Linked DNA regions of Mus musculus: region 1 is linked to region 2. Evidence: chromatin loops called from intact Hi-C (ENCODE). Cell type or tissue: left cerebral cortex. All regions are shown on one strand. Each heading gives the region's core, and the rest is flanking DNA. Links, peaks and the distances in the headings are about the cores only.

Region 1 (10,714 bases), core at 1,856-9,855, 140 kb before region 2:
AAAGAGAAACACAGAACTCAACTAAAATTGTGCCAAGCAAAATAATAAAATCGACTCCCCAACTATCTTGGTGTGCTGCACCCACAGCTACCTTTTAAACCCAGGAGACTTATGGACTACCAGTAGATGTGTGCTCAGGGAACAGCCATAATATTTGCCTAAACAGAAGAAAAATAGGTAGGTAAATCTCAGGGCTAGAGGACAGGTAGAAAATAACAATGCATTTTCTAAGTCAAACAGAAAAACCGTTAATTTGTCAGCCAATCTGCCGTTTTCAATTGGCCTGTCCTCAGTCTCTCCCTGTATTGGCAAAACTAACAGAGACCCAATTGTTGACACCAAAGTCCACTCCAGCTGCAGAGAGGAGATCTACTTTGAAGGCCACTGTTTTTCCTTTGCCCAGAAAGTTTGGTTTGGGGAACCCAGAGCTTTCTCCAGTATTATTCTCTCCCATTCAATCACTGGTGAGCATCTTTATCATCGAAGCACATCAGCTCCGGGTTCTATCAGCTTTCGGAGCATTTCCAGAGATAGTTAGAACACTTAACCAGCCATAATATAACACAAGAGTCCTTTACTGAAAGCAGTATTTTGGGCTGGAGACATGGCTCAGTGGTTAAGAGTATATATTGCTCTTGCAGAGAACCCTAGTTAAGTTCCCAGCACCTACATCAGGCAGCTTCAGGGAATTTGATAGCTCTGGTGCAAAAGATCCCTTAAAGTTTCAATGGGATATTCAGTCTTCAGTTCCTGTCCAGAAAGAGTAGATGTTGTCATGGCACAACCGTAAAAGCAACTACCACCTCCACCTCTGAGGCAGATGCAGCAATGTGTTAAGGTATTACTTCCTACCATGCAATAAACCCTGGATGTCTACTAATCAAAAAGAATTACAGAGAAAAAGGACAAAGGGCTAATATGAGGGGTGGATAGCAGAATGAATTTTTAGTTTCATTCTGCCTTGTATGTAGTAAGTAACGTCATAAGACACAAGAAATTTTAGTTCTAAAAATATATTCCATTTGTTAAGTACCTTAGCAGTGCCTATATACATTTTATTTGATAGAATTCTAACCATCCTATGATATTTAGTATCATCTCCCTTGTCTAGATAAGAACACTGAGGCTCAGGAAAGTTAGTGACTTGTTTCCTGCCATACTATTAGAAAGTTGAACAACAAGGACCAGACACAGCTCTGTCTCCAAAGGAGATTAATTAGGATGCAAGGCCACCTGGGCAAGGCAGAAGACCCAAGTTCAACTGAGTAAAGACTCTTCATGAGAAAATATATTCAATCCTCTCATAGATCCAAGTCTTCAGTGGATCTCCTCCCTGGGATCATATCTGTGTGTTATACATTTCACAGAACTCAGAAAAAGAAAGACCTCCTTGGTGTCCTCATAGCCCTGCAGTGGCAAAATTCTACTGTAGCTTTAAATGGAATCAACACTAAGATAGATCTTAGTAATGAGGTAAGGAAATTTTGTTTCTTAGCAGATAGTAACGATGTCTCAACCCCAAAACTGCTGCTACATAGAATTCAGGCCTTCCCAAATCTTTAGCCCAAGTTAAAATCTTTAAATACAAATGAAGCCACATCTTGCCTTATTTATTTAACTCTACTGGGGAAATCGGAAAATCACAGCATTTTACAAAGAACAAGCCACATCTTCAAACTCATCACAATTTATCTACCAACAAAGAGGAAAACACCACCTCAACACTAGACCTGCAGTTTTCTTTAAAGGTGGGGGGGGGAGTGGGGGGTGGTAGGGAGGAAACTAAGCATAGTATCACCCACTCTTATCCAAGCACTTGGAAGGCTGAGACAGAAGCAGGCAAATCTCTGTGAGATCAAGGCCAGTCTGGTCTCCATAGGCCATATCTCATTAAAAAAAAAAAAAAAAGACAAAATAAATAAATAAATAAAATAGTCAACCTATCAGAGTATTGTTCCCTGCCTGCCCCCCCCCACCCCCATGCACATACTCCAAAGTTTTTCTCATTGTTCCTTAACAAATCTACACTTACTATGCTAAAAATGATAAATTTTTACATGTTTTATGAGGAAAGAGTTGCTACTGCTTTAAAAAAAATACTACAAGAGCTTACTGGAATTTTGGAGACAGAAACAGAGTTACGTTTTGCTCTTGACCAGAACACAACTTTAGTTCGCTAAAAGAACATTTTCAACATAAAAGACCATTTTAAAGTTATGAACAGCAGGAAAGGCTATGATTTAGAAAGAGGACGATTTCCTACATTTTACAGACTGGCATGAATAATACCTGGCTCATATAAGAGATCATATAAAATACTGCCCTCGAATCCCCTAGTGACACAAAGGGAGATTACTTATTTCCTCCCTCTTTAGCTATCCTGGCACTAAAGATTCGAGCAGACACAGACTCAGACTGACTTCCAATGCTAACATTAAGAAATTTCCTTTCTAAAAACTCCCACTGATCTAAGTGCCCCCTCTTCCTTCACACAGCCATCCTCCGTGTTTTCTCCCCCTTCCTGTCCAATTAGTAGCAAGTTTCACTCTCTAGTCTCTCCATTCCCCTCTAGTGTTCATGTTCCCATCCAAACTCAGCACAGAATTCTTGCATGGCTTCTTAAGAGGCTAGCTGACCCTGGGAAAGCTCTATATATTCAACCCAATCCATCCCAGATAGCTCCACCTAGAATTCACAAACCAGTGTAAACATAGTCCAGTCAAATCCTGATTAAAGTCTCTTTTTGGTGCCCTTAACTCTACTGTTCAATTCTGGCCCAAGGCTCTCAGGTCCCTGTTCTTTATCCTGTTTGTTTTGCTCTGGAATTTCTATTGCTTACCTCCTTATATCTAGGATTCCTCCAGCTTACAGACTGGAAAAACTGGTGTAGTCCCACTTTCTCCTATTCTCCACTCAAGATGGGACCAAGACTCCCCTTTCCCATTCAGAATCTTGACATTCATCTGGATTTGCTAAGAAATGTTTCAGCTTAATCCCAGCTATTCTGTTTCCTGGGTCCTCCCACAGTAGTGACTATCAAAAATTAATCTTTACACTCCTCAATCCCAGCTTTGAACAGCATCTGAATGCCTCTCTCCTTTGGCTCTTTAATGATCTGCTTTTCTTTCACATTGTAGGGTTTTGTTTTATTTATTTATTTTTTTCCGTTTCAATGCTAAGGCTTGAACTCAGGCCATCATACATTCTAGGCAAGCATTTTACATGCCCAGCCCACATTGTACATTTTAAATTCTTAATATGGATACTACCTCTCCTTCTTTATGGGTAAATATATTTATATTTCTTTCTAAATGCCAGTTTCTTCCTAGCCTATTTTTATCCAAGATCTTCTTTCTTACTCCAGCCTTAGCAATTCTAGTACTAAACTGTAGAGAGCCCTAAGGGTTCTTCGAACTTTCTTTGGAAAACATTACCCTGGAGGTTTCAACTTACTGCTTTCTTCTTAGTTAGACCTGACATGGGAACAATGATGCTCATCTTCATCTTCCTTCCCCCATTCCCTGCCCTATGGTCCCCTCTCCCTGACTTCTTTTGCCTTCCTTCTTTCTAGTGGTAAGCCTCTTTTGCTCCTATGATTCTGTTTCTCTCAGCAAAGCTCCTCCCTAAAGCTCACAGCACAGATTAATCAAGGCTTGAGATCCTCTGCCACCTTCACCAAGCATTTCCTTGCCAGGGTAGGGAACTGTATCATGAATAAGGCTCAGATACACACCCCCAGAGAAACCTCCTCTGCTTCCCAAGAGCCCCAAAGCCAGTAAGAAAGAAAGGCAATCTCCAGGATGCCACACATCTTCTCTACCAGTCCTGGCAAATCAAAAAAAAAAAAAAAAAAAAAAAAAGCTAGATCCAGAAGAGTGCCTTGGTATGGCCCCATTTCTCATACAACGTCCCTCTACTTTGACAACAGCAAAGCTGGCTAGGACTCACTTAGCTTTACCCTGCCCTATTCCAACAATTAGCCGTCCCTTCCTTATTACTGTTTTACAGAACTAGTCTATTCAAGCCAGACTTCTGCATCTCTTCCCCTTCCTGTATCAACTAGGTATCTAGCTCTCTTCACCTCTGGGTCAGAATGGAAAGGAACCTACATACTGTTTCTGCAAAGCTAGTAAGAGATTCAGAAGGTTTCTAGACAGGGTTTCTCTGTGTAGCCCTGGCCATCCTGGAACTTATTCTGTAGACCAGGCTGGCCTTTTAACTCCAGAGACTCACCTGCCTCTGCCCACTGAGTACTGAGATTAAAGGTCTGTGCCTATAAAGAGTCAGACTTTCAAAAGTCAGTTTAAGAGTGACTTTCCCTTGATTAGTTCATACCCACAAGAATAAATTTCATTTTTTCCGAGTGTCTATCTTTTCACTAATGCCTGCACTCAAGTGTACATGAAAATCCATTAACAAAGTCCATTTTAGCGAGCTTTTGTGCCAAGCCCTGGGGGCTCCCATCTCCCAGATCCACCTCAAAATAATCTCCTCAGGTGCAAAAACTACCTGCCACCGAGGTCCTCATGAACTACTCAAGATGCCCACGGCAAGCCTCAAGTGCATAATGGAACTTTGGATTCTTTTAACTTGACTCACCATGTCCCTGTTGCTCCCTCTGTTTGGCTTGCTACTTTTGTTTCTGTCAAAATTTTACAGGTTCCTTCTCAACCTTTTACTGCCTTTTGGAGCCTCTGGGTGATTCTTGGTGCGGGATTATCTCTTTAATCCCCAGTGGAATCTTGTAAGTTTCTTTCCTACAGACTGTCATCTTCAGTACCACCAGGTGACATCACATTCGAGTATCCTAAAACTCTGCCCAAATTTAGCTTTGACTATGCCACCTGCAGTCTCCCCAATAAGAAAGGCCCCTCACTGCTAACATTCAAGGACAAGACACACTAAACAGAACAGCGCTAGATGACCATTAAAATGGTAACTCCCAGCCATCCTTTGAATTTTATTATGAGCCTAATCAACTCCCAACTCCAAATTCATGCCCCATTTCTTTCCCCATGAAACGTTTCTGCAGTGTGATTCCGAGAAATAGTCTTCTAAGTTGAAAGACGCATGGGACTAACACTTGAAGCCTTCGAGTGTACCCCAGAAGTCTGACCAAAGCTATCTGCAGCTGCCCTCTACCCAGTGTCATAGGAACGACCTCCAAATCGCCTTGAGAGTATTCATCTGTGCCTTGCTTCACAAGCCCCCTTCCCACGGGCATGCAAAGAGCCCCCAAAACGCTGGGCTGGAAGAATGCTCGCCAACTGAAGCCTGTCCTGACTGTCTACTCTAGAAACCAGCAAGAATAAGAAAGTATCACCACGTCGACAGTTTGATCAGGCAACCTTGAAATTTTCAAAACAATACAACAAAAACACAGTGCTTCTAATGGGGAGAGGAGGGGAAGCTTGAGCGGAACAGAAGGGCACCCCCAACGGCCTGTGGTGTTGGGCCTCCTGGGTTTGCAGCGTGCTTCCCTCCCGCCTTTCCCCTCAACCACATCTTTCGATACAACAATCTCCTGCACCTCCATAACACGAAAACCCCAGCCTTGGTGCCGCCGGCTCCTCCCAGCCTTGCCCGGACGTCCCTCTGGCCCAGCCTTCCTCTCCACGGGACCCCGGCGAGGAGGGCCCCCTCCACCGTCCAGTTCACCCCTCTATCCCTTTCCTGGCTTCTGGGCGCCCCCACAAGGCTCCGTCCCGAAGCCGAACCTCCGGGAGCCAAGCCCACGAGGCCCGTCGCGGGACCCACCCCCCCCCCTTCCTTCTCCCAGCACCTCGTCCTCCACGCACCGGGCCCCCGGGGCTCCTCTTCGTCGTCGTCCTAGCTCGTACCGCCCCCCGTCGGGGACTCCACCCCCAGCCTGCCCCCGCCCGCAGAAAGCCCCCCTCCCCACCGCGCGCCGCCTGCGCCCTCTGCCCCGGCACGGGACTCTCTTTGGCCTCGGTTCCCCGCCCAGAAGCGGCGGCGGCGGCGGCAGCAACGGCGGCGGCGGCCCTAGCAGGAGCGGCGGCGGCGGCGGCAGCGGCAGCAGCGCCGCCCGGGCCCCGCCCCGCCGCCCGCCGGAGCCCCACGCCCCGCCCGCCCGCCCCGCCGCCGGACTACTCCCCCCCGAAGACCACCACTAAGCCCCCCCACTCCCTGGCCACGATCCGCTTGAATCCAGCTCCGCTGGGCCTGCTGTCCATTCCTCACGCCCCTTATGAAGCAGGGTGGGGGAACCCTGGGGTTCGCGGCCATCCCTCTCCCTCCCTCTCCAAGGGCCAGGGGATTGCCCCTGATCCCGAAATCCGGCCCCGTAACCGGAGCCTCCCTCCTTTCCAGCCCTCTGCTTTCCTCCCAGACCCCTAGCCTCCAGGCCTGGCGCGAAGCGGGTTGAGGGCTTGCAAGCCAGCTGGGTCTCCCACCAGGCTTGCCGGGGCCAGTATGAATTGCCCCCATCTCATCCTTCTTCAATTTGAGCACCCTCCCCGCCTCGCCTGGCCCGGTAGCCCCCGCCCCTAGAGCGAGGGCAGCGGAGCTTGGGCGCTCCGAAGTCATCCCCCGCCTTTTTTCCAGGGACTCGGATAATTGCCCCTGCCCCCATCACAGCACTCCCACTCCCGAACCCAGGCCCCGCCGCCACCTAGGGGTACCCCTTACCCTACGGTTCCTGCACCCCTGAAAAGAGGAGAAAGCAACCCCGAGAGAGCTCCCGTCGCACCTCCACCTCTAAGGTTGGAGGGCATTTTCTCCCGGTCTCTTCAAGACTTCATCACGGACACCACCACCCCCCCCAAAAAATAACAAGCCCTTTTTCGCCCTGCCCTGTTGGCCAGGTTCCCTTCGGATCGTCGGATCCTTGGATGGATCAGGGTTTGGGGCCAGGTACTTCCAAGACCATAGCCTCCACCTCCTTTTCTGTTCAGTGGGGTAATTCCTATGGTTACCCCCCCCGCCCCAGGATCTACAGACCCCCGTTTCCATGGAGACCCCCGCCCAGCCGAGGGGAAGACTCTCTTGGATCCTGGTGAACAAGTCTCACCTGGCTAAAAGAGAAGGAGGTCGAGAAGGGGATAGGGCAGGGCAGGGATGGGGTACGAAGGTGGAAGTGGAGGGGAGCTGTCCCGAAGGGAGGGGCGAGGACAGAGAGAGCTCCCGAGAGCTCTACGTCCGGGGACACGAAGAGGACGGCGCCCCCGGGGGGCAAGCTGAGAAGCTAAGGGAAGAGGAACGGACAGGGTTGGGGAAAGGCTTAGGATAGAAAGAAGCGGGTGGGGGAATACGAAAAAGCCAGGGAGTCAAAAGGGGTGGAGGGGTTGGGGGAGAGAGAAAAAAGACGCACCTGTTCCCGGGTCGGCTCCGCAGGGAGGCTCAGGCCGCCACCCGAGCTCCCTCTCACCCTCTTTGAACCACCACCCGCCTAACACTGCCGGCATCCGATGCCCCCCTCCGCCCCTTATCGCTACCGACCTCCTTCTCCTCTCACGGCGGCGGCGGTCGGACTCTAGGAACTGAGAGGAAGAAGGGAGGGCTCAGCAAAGCGGAGGAGAGACAGAGCCACACACTGGCAGCGCCGCGGCGAGCGAAAGAGTGAGGGGGAGAGCGGTGTGTGTGTGTGTGTCTGTGTGTGTGAGCGAAGCCTGGTGGAGTGGGTGCCGGTCGCAGGGCTCGACGGGAAGTCGAGTCCAGCCTTGTTCGCGGGCGGCGCCTGCCAGCGCTGCAAGAGACTACAACTCCCAGAATGCGGCCTTGGCGAGGGGGGGGATGGGGAGGAGGAGGCGAAGGGAGGGAGCAAGCATGAGAAGGAGGGACTAAAGCTGGGAGCAAGCGGCGGCGAAGGGGGCAGAGCCAAGCAGCCCCGGTGACACTGGGAGGGGAGGGGAGAGGAGGAGGAGGAGGAGGGGATCGCAGAGAGAACCGAGCAGATTCCAGAGAGAGAGGCAGTGGTAGCTGTAGCAAGCTGGGCAAAAAGATAGACTCCCAAGAAAGGCGGAGGCACTCAATCCGCGGGGCTCCAAGAGCTCCACGCCCCCCACCCCGATGCCCCTTAGGAGGGAGGTTGAGGAAGGGAAATGATCTGGGCACTGGGGCCAGAGGCTTGGTTGTCTGCCTTCCTTCCAACATTCTCCACCTTATGCCCCAACCTGACTTTCTCAGGCCACTAGTGCCAGAACCAGTGTGCAAATCACTCTTTGAACCATCCCCAGATCTCCCCTGCCCTGGTACCACAGAGCACACGTATTCAGTCCCCTTTTCCCAGGAGCCTAAGGGAGGCTCCCCTTGCAAGCAGGGTGTGACTCTTCCATTCTTCCCGCACCCCCCCCAGTCGCCACCCTCCATCTCCTTCCCCGGAACCCTCCCCGAAGTAGGGGCTCGCCTTTCTCTCCCCGCCAGGAAAGAGTCCTGGGGGCGACTACCCACCTCTACTCTTATACTGGGCCCCAACCCACCAGCATCCCCTTAGTCGTGTCCCCCTTACCGAAGTATTAGTGGGGGCGGCCGTAGTTGGACTAGTGTCTACTTTCCCTCTGACACTAGCTGTCCTTCACCACGCTGACCCTGTGGAAACACAGAGAAGCAAAGCACATTAATGCTCCCGTATCCCACCCTCCACGTTCGAGCCCCCACAGAAATGGTTCATAGTAAAGAGGTTGGTACTGGAAGTGAGCTGAGAGTAACTCCAGTCCTCAAACCCCATTCTGGTCATGAAAATCCAGGGATCCGTCCCTTTCCTTAAAAGCCATCAAAAAAGCTTGGATCCGGGGCTTAAATTATCTAAACCCCAGGTCCACACCATGCCAAGCAACATTACCTGGCAGGAATAAGACACAAACTAGGCTGCCCCCAAGGGAGGGAAAGTGCAGCCCTCGACGCCTTCCACCCCTCCAAAGCATACCACTAGGAGATTTAGATGGCCAAGGATAAGAGGGAGACGGAAGGGGTGCTGGAAGATTGGAAGGATTGTGGTGGGGAAGGGTCCACCGACCCCGAAGAGCAGAATCCAGATGCTAAGAGGTGGAGTGGTGGGGTGCGGCATATTGCAGACGGCGTCTTCCCTCGGTTTTCCGGGAATCGCCTGGGAAGCCCGTCCAACACCGGGAGTTGCTTACCAGTCAGTCCCCTAACCCCATTTGTGCGCGGGAGGCGACCGGAGCCCAGCTGGGAAGCCCGGGCACAAACTCCGCGGAAGCTGGCCTTCGCCGCCACCGCCGCCGCCGCCGCCGCCGCCGCCGCCGCCGCTGCCGCCGCGCTGCCTCGGGCCTCCCTCCCTCCGCTTTCGGCCCCGCAGATCTACCTTCGCCCCCGGCCGAGGCCAGACCCCGCTTGCAACTCCACGCCCCTACTCCACCCCCTGCTCTCCCTCCCCTCGCCCTCTCCTCCCGGTCGGGCCCAGCCCCTAGCGCCGCCCCGCCCTAGCGCTCGGTCCAGAGCCCAGCAAGTGCCCCGAACTCGCCCCCCACCCCCACGCCCAGGCCAGCCGGGCCGGGCCTGCTCTCCCCCCTCCCGCTGCGCCCCGCCCCCCGAATCCACGTCCTACTTCGCCACCCAACTCGGCCCGGTCCCGGTTCGTCCCGCGCCCACGCCGCCAGAGTCCGCGGTTCGGTCCGGTGCACGGTCACCCACCCCGCCCTTGCCCGGGTGCCGGCCTGCCTGCCCTCGGCAGCCCGCCGGAACGCGCGGTCCCTATCTGAGTCCGGCTCGGGGTGCCGGCCTCGGTCCTGGCGGCGGTGCAGCGTCTCCACGAGGGCTCGGATCACGCAAGATCCGAACCCGCGCAGGGTGGGGGCTGCGAAAAGCAAGTTTCTTTATCCTCCCCCCCCCCGCCCCCGCCGCAGGGCCACGCCGTTCCCGCCCCCGTCACAGCGCCCCCTTCACCTGGGCAGAGCCCCCCGGCTGCTGTCGCAACTTTGCTCTTCTCCACACCGCCCGGGAAGCGGGCGAAGCGGGAGTAGGAGGGAGGTGGCGGGAGGGGGGGTGCTGGGATCAGGCCGCTGGGCTCCCGGAGGACACGTGGGGGAGGAGGGGAAGGAGGAGGAAGAAGGGGGCGGGCCTGCACTTCTCGGGGCTCCCCCCTACCAGCCCCAGGGAAGCCGGAACCTCGCTGGGCAGCCGCAGACCCCGCACTGGCCACGGGGAAGAACGGAGCCACCTTTCCCCAGCCAGTCCTCCGCTCCAGGAAGGGGGGGGGGGTGCCGCAACGCCGTTCGGGGTCGGAGAGCGATCGTTTTCGCTCCTGGTTGATGTGTAACACGCTCTCCCCGTTTTGTTGTTGGTTTTTTTTCTTTTCTTTTCTTTCTTTCTTTCTTTTCTTTTTTTTCTTTTTTTGACTCGGTCTATGTAGGAGGGCGGGGGTCTCGCCCGAGGGGAACGCCCCCGCCAGACACCCCGCCCTTCCTCCGGGCCCCCCACTTCCCCACCCTTGGCGACCTCCGCGCGTGGTTCTGGCGCTCCAGCACTGAGGCCGCGCTCAGGCGCAGTCCTAGCCCGGGCGCCGAAGTGGGACAGGTGCTAGGGCAAGAAAAAATGCCCGGTCCTCGCCGCCTCGCCTCGCCTCCCGAGTCCGCTCGGCCCACTCTTCGTGGCAACCTCCCAGGCTGCAAAAACCTTGGGTCACCCTCAGTGGATATCACTTGCTAGGGTGTGGAGGCATCTGGTTTGGCGGGGAGACCCGAGGGAGGAAGGGACGAAAGGTCTATAAAGAGGAAAGCTTGCAAGACTTTGCAGA
Region 2 (10,714 bases), core at 1,241-9,240:
AAACGCACACACATGCCATAAACATGAAGACAAATCCTTTAAAAAATAGCATGCCAGAACATACATCACTAAGCCATGAGCTGTCTTATAAAATGGAAGGCTGCCCCTAGATTCTAGTGGTGTTTCTAGTGCTCCTTGGATGCTAGTGGTGTTTCTAGTGCACCTTCCCTTCAAAAGACCTAACAAGGATTTGGATGCATAAAGTAGGGAAGTTTGTGGAAAATAGCAAAGGGAAGAAAAAGAAAAGAGGAAAGGAAAACCAACTCGCAGTCTATAGTTTTTTATTAAGAATTAAAGGATTTTTGTAAAATGATTTAATTGTGTAGGAAGATGTGCTATGAAATGCTTATCCATATAGAATTTCTTGAATTTTCTTTCAGTAGTGAGCAAGACTAGCAACAAATTGTAATAAAACAAGCCTGATTTACAAAACTACTTAATCCCAGAGGGAATGTGACCCAGGCCAGGGAAGGGCAGAGCTCAGGAATGCATTGCCCTGTTATGCTCATTCCAGAACTTCCTAGGCTTCACCTGCATCTGAGCGGTGATCAAAGCATGTTTTGCTTTGGTCACTTCATTTTGATTGCTCTACACTCACAAGAATGGCAGCCAGGCTGAGCATGCGATTCCTAAGGGCATCTCATGTGCACAGGCTTTGGAATTCAGAGAGCTGATAGGGCCATGAGAAATTCCTGTCCTTTCCATGCCAAGTGTGTACTAATACTGGTAGCCTCCAGGAATTGGAGGCAATAATGCTGGTCATAGGCTTCATAAGAAATAACCCGATGATTATAGTCAGCATGAGCACTCAGGAACAATGGGAGCTTTATGAAGACACACTTTCAACTACAAATTAGTTATAACACATTTCTCTTGTAAGACAATTGGGTCACGGTTTTTAATTCCTTTAAATTTTTTGGTGGAAAGATATCATAAATGTTTTAAGAATAATCATTATAAAGAATTTTGTTTTAATATTATATGGGAGCAAAATACTATAAAAGAATAATAATTCTTTTTTTTTTTTAAAGATTTATTTATTTATTATATGTAAGTACACTGTAGCTGTCTTCAGACACTCCAGAAGAGGGCGTCAGATCTCATTACGGATGGTTGTGAGCCACCATGTGGTTGCTGGGATTTGAACTTTGGACCTTCGGAAGAACAATCGGGTGCTCTTACCCACTGAGCCATCTCACCAGCCCAAGAATAATAATTCTTGACCATGTATGTGGTCTCTCATTAAAACTACCACAAAGCTGCCTTTGGGAGAGCATTGGCAGTCACTTCTGAACTAATTCCAACTATTATTGGAAACCCTAGGAAAACTTTGGTCAAGCTCTAGGAAACCTGGGTTGATAACATAGTGTGGTAGGTAAGGAGAGGTCACTTTTAAACATCCCTCATATTATTTGGAAGGTAAGAACCAGTCATACTGGTGGAAACAGATCTGGTGCCTTGTAACATCCACCCTATAATATAATATAATATAATATAATATAATATAATATAATAGTGTGATTCTCAACTGTTTTCCCCACTCCAGTCTCAATTTTCTAAATGGTGTTACTAGCCGTTGATAGCAGAGGCTCAGTAACAGTAACTAACTGCCAGGAGGCACCAGAAGGAAAGAATCAATCTGGTTGATGTATGAAAATTCTGCCTTGGATGCCCCTCCCTTTGTTATCATAATATCTCCAGTTCTTTTGTTTTGTGCATTTGAACCAGGATCTTTCTATGTAGCCCTGGCTGGCATGGAACTCAAATGTCAGACCAGGGTGGCTTCAAATCTTCTTGCCTTAGCTTCACCACACCCAACAAGATCTCAAATTCTAATAGAAAATAGAAATTAACTACCTTTTGGCAATCTTTGCATCATTATCTACCTGGAAATATTTATGTTGTCTCAGTGGAGTTCCTCCAACTTCCTTAATGTCAATGACTTGTTTTCAATATCACAAAATGACATTCTCAGATATGGTTATCTCTTTTCATATTCTTTTTCTGTTCTGAAAGCCCTCGAGATTGCGTGGGAGTCCGAGGCTTCTGAATGGGACTTAGGCGGCAGAGAATGTAACGTTAAGATGCCCACGAACAGACCTTGGTCAATTTAAAGGCAAACGGCAGTGGAGAGGCCCAGGGTAAGACGGAATTCAGGGTTAGAGTCCGGATTTGTGAGCTAGTGTTGCTTCAGTGTGTTTGTGGGGAGGCTGCTCTTGGCTCCTCCCTTGTCCGGTCCACACCACCTTACGCCTCCGCTTTTGCGTAACTATATTAATAGACGAGAACACTTCGCGTCCTGGTGCTCAGACCCCAGAGAGAAGCTGGCTGGAGCTTGGCAGGTGGGCTTGTAGCAAGGAGATGGGTGGGGGGAGTGGGCGGAGGGATTCTGGAGTGACGTTCGAAGTAGCCAATGGTAGTACGCGTTGGGGGCGGGATGGAGACATTGTGATCGTTTAGCCAATGGAGGACGAGCAACTACTGGAGCGACCTGGTGACGTGAGGAGCGTTCCATTCCGCCAGCGGTGGGCGGTTGCCACAGCTGGTTTAGGGCCCCGACTATTGGGGCCCCTTGTCAGGAGGAGGCACCCTCCCTGTCAGGGAGAAGTCGCTACCACCTCTGGCTGCTGACGAGATCCCCCGGGACAGTGTGCACTTTCTGCCCCCAGTTGCCGGCCGAGTTCAGTGTCCCTTGTTCAGGTAACAAGGGGTGGGGGTGGGGGTCTCCGGGGCTCGGCTCTCTGGAGGGCTGCATCCCCCTTCAGCTCCGCCGGGACCCAGGGACGTTGGCACCGCCCTGCTCAGCTCGCCAGCCACGGAGCCCCTGGCCGGGGGTGACTACACGTGGCGGGGCGTGTGTGAGTGTGTACGAGCGTGTGGACGCGTGTGCGTGTGGATGTGGCGCGCGTCCCAGCCAGCCTGGGGCGGTGGTCGGCTGCGTGGCGGAGGCAGGGCGGGCCTCCTGAGGACGAGCCCGCTGCACAGCCCTGGCTTCTGGCGCTAAGCTGCTGAACCAGGTCGCTGCTTTCTGACGGATTTTAATTTTCCTTCTCCCAGGTTGGGTCCCCCTTCCTAGTCTGTGTTCTTCTGCTGGGTCAGTTTATGGAGGCGGGGGGAGGGGGGAGATTGTTTTCCAGGTTAGTTTTACACAAAGGAAGTGATCTTTGCACCTCTGGGGCCCCCTCCCCTTTCCCAAGCCTTACACCTTTCCATCTTGTTGCTAGGCTCTTAGTCCCCTTTTGGACCTTTGCCCTCTCTAGCTCGGGAATGCTCTCTGGCTGGTTGTTTCTTGCTCATCGGGCTGCAGGCTTCCGCCTCATTCTTGCCAGCATGGGGCATGTGGTGCCAGTAAGTAGAGGACACAGCCCAGCACCTGAGAGAAGAGGAGGATGACAGTGGCTGGGAAAGGCGAGGCCCGGAAATCCAGGATGCTGAATGGAGCTATGATACTGGTGAAATGTCCTAGAAAGCCCCCAAGGGACTTTTCTTAGCTGCTGCCACCGCCCTCAGCCACCCCCAACCCCAGCATCAGTTGCCAACCATCCCAGGATCTCTCCTGTTTAAGGAAGCCTTTTTATCTACAATATGATGTGGGCTCACAAATGTTAAACTAGACCAGCCAGAAGATTTCATTTCGGACTCCAGAAGTTACAGAAGGTTTGATTAGGGGAAATCTGTTTTGTGGAAATACAATGTGTGTATGCTTCCAGAATGCCCTGAACAGCTTACCCCAGCCAGAGGGTTACTTGTTCCTTCCTGTGAGTAATATTTGAATATTGAAGAAAGAAGGAGAGGTAGAGGAGGTATGGGAAGGGCTACTTAGGGACAAAGGACAACAACAACAACAACAAACATTATTTTTATAGATATCTTTCTTTAGGTGACTAAAGAACATGGTGGTACAGTAGAAAGTACAAAGGGTGGCTACTTCCAGAATTCCTACTTATTTCCAAGACTCATATCATCATAGCTCATCAAAATCACCAGCATGGGTTTAGAAACAGGATTGATTAAGAAATATCAGTCCCCTCCCCCTCTGGAGAACTGGTTTGTTTGTTTGTTTGTTTGTTTTCCTCCTTAGAGACCAAACAGAGATCAGAAATAAAATTTTCAAACTTTCCTGCTCTTTCAAGCAGTGCTCATCTTTCTGTCTTTGGGAAATGAGGGTTCAGTTGTATTTTGTCACTCTTGTCTCAACACCTTACCCCTTTCTTTTTCTTAGGGCTCTTGATAATGTTTGACCCAGTGGCAACACTAGTAGACGACCTGATTTTAAAGCTGACCTCAGCCTCTGCATCTTCTCTCGAGTAGTCCCAAAGCCCATCTTGGACCAGGAACTGTAATCATGTCTGTGATGGTGGTAAGAAAGAAGGTGACACGGAAATGGGAGAAACTCCCAGGCAGGAACACCTTCTGCTGTGATGGCCGCGTCATGATGGCCCGGCAAAAGGGCATCTTCTACCTGACCCTCTTCCTCATCCTGGGGACATGTACACTCTTCTTTGCCTTCGAGTGAGTTTTCATTGAACACAATTGTCTCCTTATGGTTAATTTGGGTCCAAGGAATGACAGTACCTCCTGGGCATTTGTGGTGGTTCTTGCATGATTTTACTCTTCTGTTGAACGATATCTATAGGTTGTGTTTAATTGAATTCACTACTTTGTGGTTATAGTAGAATATGCACTTCCTAAAAAGGCCAAGAATTTTAATATCAATTTCATAGTCCTGATGTGGGGATATTCCTGACAAAGTTTGTCATAAAAATTCACGTCCTTTCACTGACAGTAACTTAATGATAAATGACTTCTTTTCAACCCTTCCCAACTCTGGGAGTAACCCTTGTTGTTATAACACCCCTCACCAATATCCACTTCATCTGCTATTCAGGGTACCATTTCTGTAAGCCCTAGTTCTTACCTAGCTGTTCATTTGAAAACCAAACTGAGTTGAGAACCTGAAGATTGGTCCCAGCATCAGCTGTACCACAAGGGAGCTGTGGGAACGCCATATAGGTGCTTTTGAAATGTGGGTTGTTCTTTCTTTCCAAAATCACTCAGCATCCCAAGGCTACATAGAGAAACTCTGTCTCAAAAAAAAAAAAACAAAACAAAACAAAAAACCACTGAGTATAAAAAAAATTATAAATGTTCTGTGTAAGCCTGATGCTAGCTTTGGGGTTACTTTTTTATGCAATGTTGTACCTAGTACTAGAGATACTGTTTGAAGCCTGTGTAGGTCACTGCTCCAGGGAGGTGGCCAGTTGGAGTCTAGTGTACTGTGTACTGTGGCATGATTACTGCATACGCAGAGAATGATTCCAGGCTCCAGGGATGGGAGCAGTGCTAATTGTTTTGGGATTACTGTATTAAGGAGGACCTTGAGGAAACAAGAGGTGTATGTGTGTCTACTGAGGCCACACCTGATGTGAGCCTGCCATGGGTGACCTGGAAACAGATTTCTCATCCTGGGGTGTGGTTGGCAGATGCCAGGGGGTGCTCCTCAACCAAATGGAGCTGCAGCCCCCTGGGACTCACTTTTGCCTTTCTCTAAGGGCTCCAGGCTTTCGCTGTGCATCTCAGTGTGATTTGGAGGCTACTTTGCCAGCCTTTCTATGGTTGCGGCTGGCTTGAGGAACAGCAGTGGGAACAGTGTTATAATGCTCTATAACAGCGCTGGTAAAATAAGATCAAATGAACTCTTAGCTAAAGGTCCTTTTGTTGTTATTGCCTCTGACTTTGTGGACGTTTTCTGTGAAGTTAGGCAGGTTGCTGAAGGCTTCTTACCTCTTTTCATTCTGAGTTTTATAGCTCAGTGTGTGTGTGTGTGTGTGTGTGTGTGTGCATGCACCATGTGCTTCCGTGTGGTACAAGTGAGCATGTGCAGCCAGCCAGGCAGGGTTATGCATAACACAAAACAGTTTGCTTTCCTTCAGCTCCCACTTTCCATGTTTCTCCTGCTTCGTTTCTGCTTTTCTTCTTGATGAGAGCACACATTGAATTCTGATGTCAGTTTCTGTCTTTTTTGTTCCTTTGGTTCCATCTATCTCTGCCATTAGATGCTTATGATTGGAATTTCTCATGACAGAGATGAGACTTGTTTCCAGGCTATGGCTGAGTTGGTAGTTCTGGGTCCAGAAAATCTCTGCTTTGGTCAGAGAAACATGGGGTATAGAGCTGTGGCTTTTTTGGCCTTTTTTTTTTTTTCCTGTACCTGGAAGGCTTAAAGAGACTGTGACTTGGATCTGTTCCACTTAGGCCCCTGAAGGCCTCTGAAGAAAACTGCCCATGGGATGAAGCGTCTAATTAGCTAAATTACTGTTCAACAGGGGCGTGATAAGTTTTCTTCTGAGATGATTCCCGTTTCGAAATTACTCCTTGGGTTGTTGTTGGTTTTTGTTTTGGGTTTTTTTTTTTTTTTGCCATGAAGAGTGAAGTTGTTTGTAAAACTGCCCCGAGTTCCAGCTGTCTGTCTGAAAGAGTAAATATTTCAAAAGTAAAGGCTGGGGGAAGGGAGGGAAGAAGGAAGTAAATGTGTTAGCTTAGGAGTGGAATGGGGAAGTGTAAATCTGACCAAAGAGGAGAGGACTCTAGCAATGAATGCTTTCATGTGATGAATGCTTTTAATAAGTAAGGCGGAGTCTGGTGTGTGTGTGTGTGTATACGTGTATACCTGGTCTATCTGTATCACATATGCAGGCAAATAGATAATCAAAGTGGTGGTTGCCTTGTGCCTATCCAATGGTAGGCTGTACAAGGCACAGCAACATAACTGTGAAGAATAGAGTTTTTTTTTTCTTGTTGACTAGTCAATAATTTATTCTGAGTCAAATAGCAGAGGGTAGGATTTGGAGGACACAGTTAAGACTCTAATGTTAGTATTAAGATGCAATGAGACCTAAGGAAACCAGATCAATGATTTAGTCCCTATTTTCAGGCAAGTGATGATAGTAGCATTTGACACTACACTTGATCTTAGCCAAATGACCAAGAAGCCCTAGTGAGCATATTTGGATACACAGATTGCTGTCTGTTTTCATTCTCAAATTATCGGTAAGCCTAGGTTCCATATCATCTGGCTGACATTTTTGCCTCCCAGGAAGATAGTTCAAATCTCGCTACACATCTGGATGTGCTTTTTATCAACCCGGTCCTGTTGGCAGCAGGTGCTTAGGAAAAAAATTGCGAGCAGATTTAGGGCTGTGTTTGGCATAACCACGGGTCAGCCAGATGGCTTGAGCAGCCTGGTCAGTCCTGTGGGTGCCCCCTTCATGAAAATTGTGCAAGTGCAAGTGCCAGCCTTGCGTTTTGAGATTTTTGCCTTTCCAAATCTCGAGTCTTCAAAGTGATCTGCAATTTTCAGTGGACAGGTTGGATGCTGGATCCATAAAATGACCTAAAAGACCTTTTGCTTGGGAGCAGTTAGCACCAAATCGTTAGAAGTTAGGTGGTTGTCCCTCAAGATTGCTGTCGCAGAGTGGACAGTCTGTGCGAAGTTGTTAATCCTCTGGTAGCTCTGTCTGAGATTCTACCTAACTGTCTGTCTGAAAGGGCCCTGAAGGCACCAAAGGGGAGTGCAGATTACCAATAGGTGCTTGTCTTTGTAGTAAATCTATATAAAGTTAAAAGTGGAGTGAAAATTGCGAAACACTTAAAGGCAAAGTATTTTCTGATTAATTCTGGGGCTGGGGTAATTAGAAAGTGTGTGTGTGTGGGTGCCAGTTTCAGCTTTCAACCCAACGAATGAGATATATGCCTTTCTGCTCGAATCCTTATGTTGGAACATTATAGCACAATAACTGTGACAATCTGTGAACTGTCCAGCTACTCAAAAGCTTTTGTGATATTTGGTTTAACTCAGTGTCCCGAGGAAGTGTAGACTTTAGGAAAGGACCAAACACATTGTCTTCTGGAGTGAACTTGTTAGGGTTCTCTTTTAACTCTGCGACCAGATTTCTAGTGGATCAAAGTCCCCAAACATTTTATGTGGCAAGCAGGGCTGTATGACCCTTGACCCCTCCACAGAAGTGTGTGCTGCTATGCTTGGTGTTTGTGCTCTCTGCGTGCTGTATATGGAGGAAATTGTATCAAGGCGCTGTCAGACCAATTTTTGTCAGATTGGTCCCCATGGGTGCTCTTTGATGTGCATATTAGAAGAGAAGTCACTGAATTGAATAAACTATAAAAAGGATTTATAATATTGCATAGTAATTATCTTAGTTCTAGCGCACCCAATATTTCCTCCTTTTTCAAATTCCTTTAACTGTATCTCTTCTCATTGTACCTAATAATCACGTGACATGCCTTACACTTCTGAATTCTTATTTTGATTTTTTTTTTTTTTGAGCTAGGGTCTCACGTAGCTCGGGGTGGCTTTGACTTTTCTGTGTAGCTAAGGATAACCTGGAGCTCCTGTTCCTTGCTTCCTTCCGCCCCACTGAGGATTGGCAACCCTGATCTGTGTTACCACACCCAGTTTGGGTGTTCTCTGCTTCTACTGGGTTTACACTCCTCTTTTGTTCCATAGAGCTTCAAGCACTTTCAGGCTCAGGTGTTATCTCCTGTGTCTGTAGCCCCCTGTGGTGATCCGCACTGGAGTAGGTAGTCAATAAATGTTGCCAGGATGCATTTAAAATTCCAGTCTCTGACTCACAGAATCCTAGCCCGGTAGCGCGCTATAAAGGGCTCTGGAAGATCTGTTGAATGCTCATCTCTTAGCTATGGAATTAGGAAGACATTCAAATGATTATATTCAGGCTGTGTGTAATGGCAAGCTCATGCTATTAGTAGGAAACCAAAGATGATTTTGTGGAGAACTGACAGCATTCTGGTGTGGTATTCTTGCAGGAGCACCGTGCCTTCTCTCTCTCTGAGTGAAGATTTCAAATGTAAGATGCTTCAAATGTAAGAGTTCTTGAAGCATCATTGCCTCTGTTGCCACTCCTATGCCTGGAACCCAGGATGAGAAGTGCTGAGAGAACGATTGAGCAAGATCTGCTCCTTCCCTAGACACTCGGGGTGCTCATGACTCAGTGGAAAGCCGATCTGACAACAGTTAAACAGGTTTAAGGAAATACAGAACTGCAGAGACGAAAGCCACACTTTGACTTTATGTGGGCGAGAACTGTTGTGTATGTGGCCATCCAAATGGCTGTTTTAGAATACTACCAGGGCCTTTTGATTATCAGTCGGCTACAGTTCTTCTTGAGACTAGGTCTCATGTAGCCTTGGCTAGCCTCAGATGTACCATGTAGCCGACAATGACTTGGAACTCTTGATCCTCTTTTCTCTCTCTCTTCAGTGCTGAGATTGCAGGCGTGTGTCACCATGTCTGCTTTTATGTAGTGCCGAGGTTGGAACCTCAGGCATCCTGCATGCTAGACAAGTACAATAGTAACCGAGCCACATCCCTAAGCTGTCAACTTTATTCTTGATAAAGTATGTTCTTTGAAGACGTGGCTCCCAAACACTTTTATTTCCTTTAATAATTTTCTATGGTTCATTCGGAGTTCCTCTCTGTGTTTTTTTTATCTTGCTCTCAGTTTTTATAGTGATGGCTTACTTACTGTCACTCTGCATTTAAAATGTTCGTTAAAGTTTCATCTAGATGAATACTGTCCTTTCTCTCCAACCCAAAGCCTCACAAGTGTCCTTCCTATTGAGCTGCACCCCCCTACACACACACACACACACACACACACACACACACACACACACAGGGCTACATTCTTTCTTTTCTTGAGATGGGGATTTCTTTATGTTGTTCAAGTGCCTTTGAACCCACGTGGTCCTTCTACTTCAGCTTCACAATTATATGGGACTGTAGGCAAGAAGGAGAGTGAGTCAGTTGTCTGTACCATTTGGTTGCTTTAGAAAGGGTCCACTTAGGCAAGCCTGGCCTGCAACTTTCTAAGTAACTCACACGGGCCTTTAATCTGCCATCTTTCTTATCCCCGTCTCCCGAGTGCTACGATTATAGGCATGCGCCTCCATGCCAGTTGAGAATGGAATTTAATAAGTATTCAGCTCTCTGTTTTGGAAAAGGTGAGCGCAGAGGACAAAGCTGACATTCGTTGAGAAGCTTACTGAGGGAGAGAAGAGACTTCAGAAGTCTTCCTCCTCAGAGAGGCCAGAGCTAGTATTGTTTAAGAGTGAACAAAGGACGCACCTTGTGTCTCTTGCCAAATCAGGAAGCTAGGTAATTTAGTGTAATTAGTGGGATGTCTCTGAATTGGAGCAATGAGAAGAGAGGAGCCTTCTGGTGATGATTAGATAAGGCTAGTTAATGGAAGACCTTGGCATACTGGTCTGTGGACTTTGGAGCCATGCACGCACACACACACACACACACACACACACACACACACACACACACATCGTTGGCAGCAGGGAATTGTTCCAAGTTCTTTGTTTTGTTTTTGTTTTTGTTTTTTTGTTTTTTGTTTTTTGTTTGTTTTTTGAGACAGGGTTTCTCTGTATAGCCCTGGCTGTCCTGGAACTCACTTTGTAGACCAGGCTGGCCTCGAACTCAGAAATCCACCTGCCTCTGCCTCCCAAGTGCTGGGATCAAAGGCGTGCGCCACCACGCCCGGCTGAATTGTTCCAAGTTCTTAAGCAAGGGTATACTATGATTGAAGTTTAAAAATTGTCATTACAGCTAACATTTGGCAATTACTGAGGAGATATGCCTGGGTACATACTATGTATCTTCTCTGGA

The links. Hi-C counts contacts between places; a loop is a spot of excess contacts. Peaks named below come from ENCODE experiments on the same cell type or tissue, not always from the same donor. Only the 100,000 strongest peaks of a DNase experiment are listed, where the experiment ranks them.
Region 1: it touches region 2 in a loop (4-fold over the local background); 3 of 42 quality-filtered maps call a loop at or near these places.

Annotation. Positions count from the first base shown.
Region 1 is chrX:48,340,634-48,351,347 of GRCm38, reverse strand. Bcorl1 (BCL6 co-repressor-like 1) reads right to left here and starts at 9,990. Exons shown (of 15, transcript NM_178782.4): 1 at 9,865-9,990; 2 at 8,468-8,547. In left cerebral cortex, for the core only: no CTCF peak of the experiment used is centred there; DNase peaks (open chromatin) are centred at 5,625, 6,503, 7,659, 9,469 and 1 more place; H3K4me3 peaks cover 3,944 bases; H3K27ac peaks cover 1,233 bases.
Region 2 is chrX:48,200,466-48,211,179 of GRCm38, reverse strand. It overlaps Zdhhc9 (zinc finger, DHHC domain containing 9), which reads left to right and starts at 2,478. Exons shown (of 10, transcript NM_172465.4): 1 at 2,478-2,700; 2 at 4,223-4,512. The coding sequence starts at 4,346. In left cerebral cortex, for the core only: no CTCF peak of the experiment used is centred there; DNase peaks (open chromatin) are centred at 3,443, 5,860, 8,681, 8,980 and 2 more places; H3K4me3 peaks cover 2,550 bases; H3K27ac peaks cover 1,771 bases.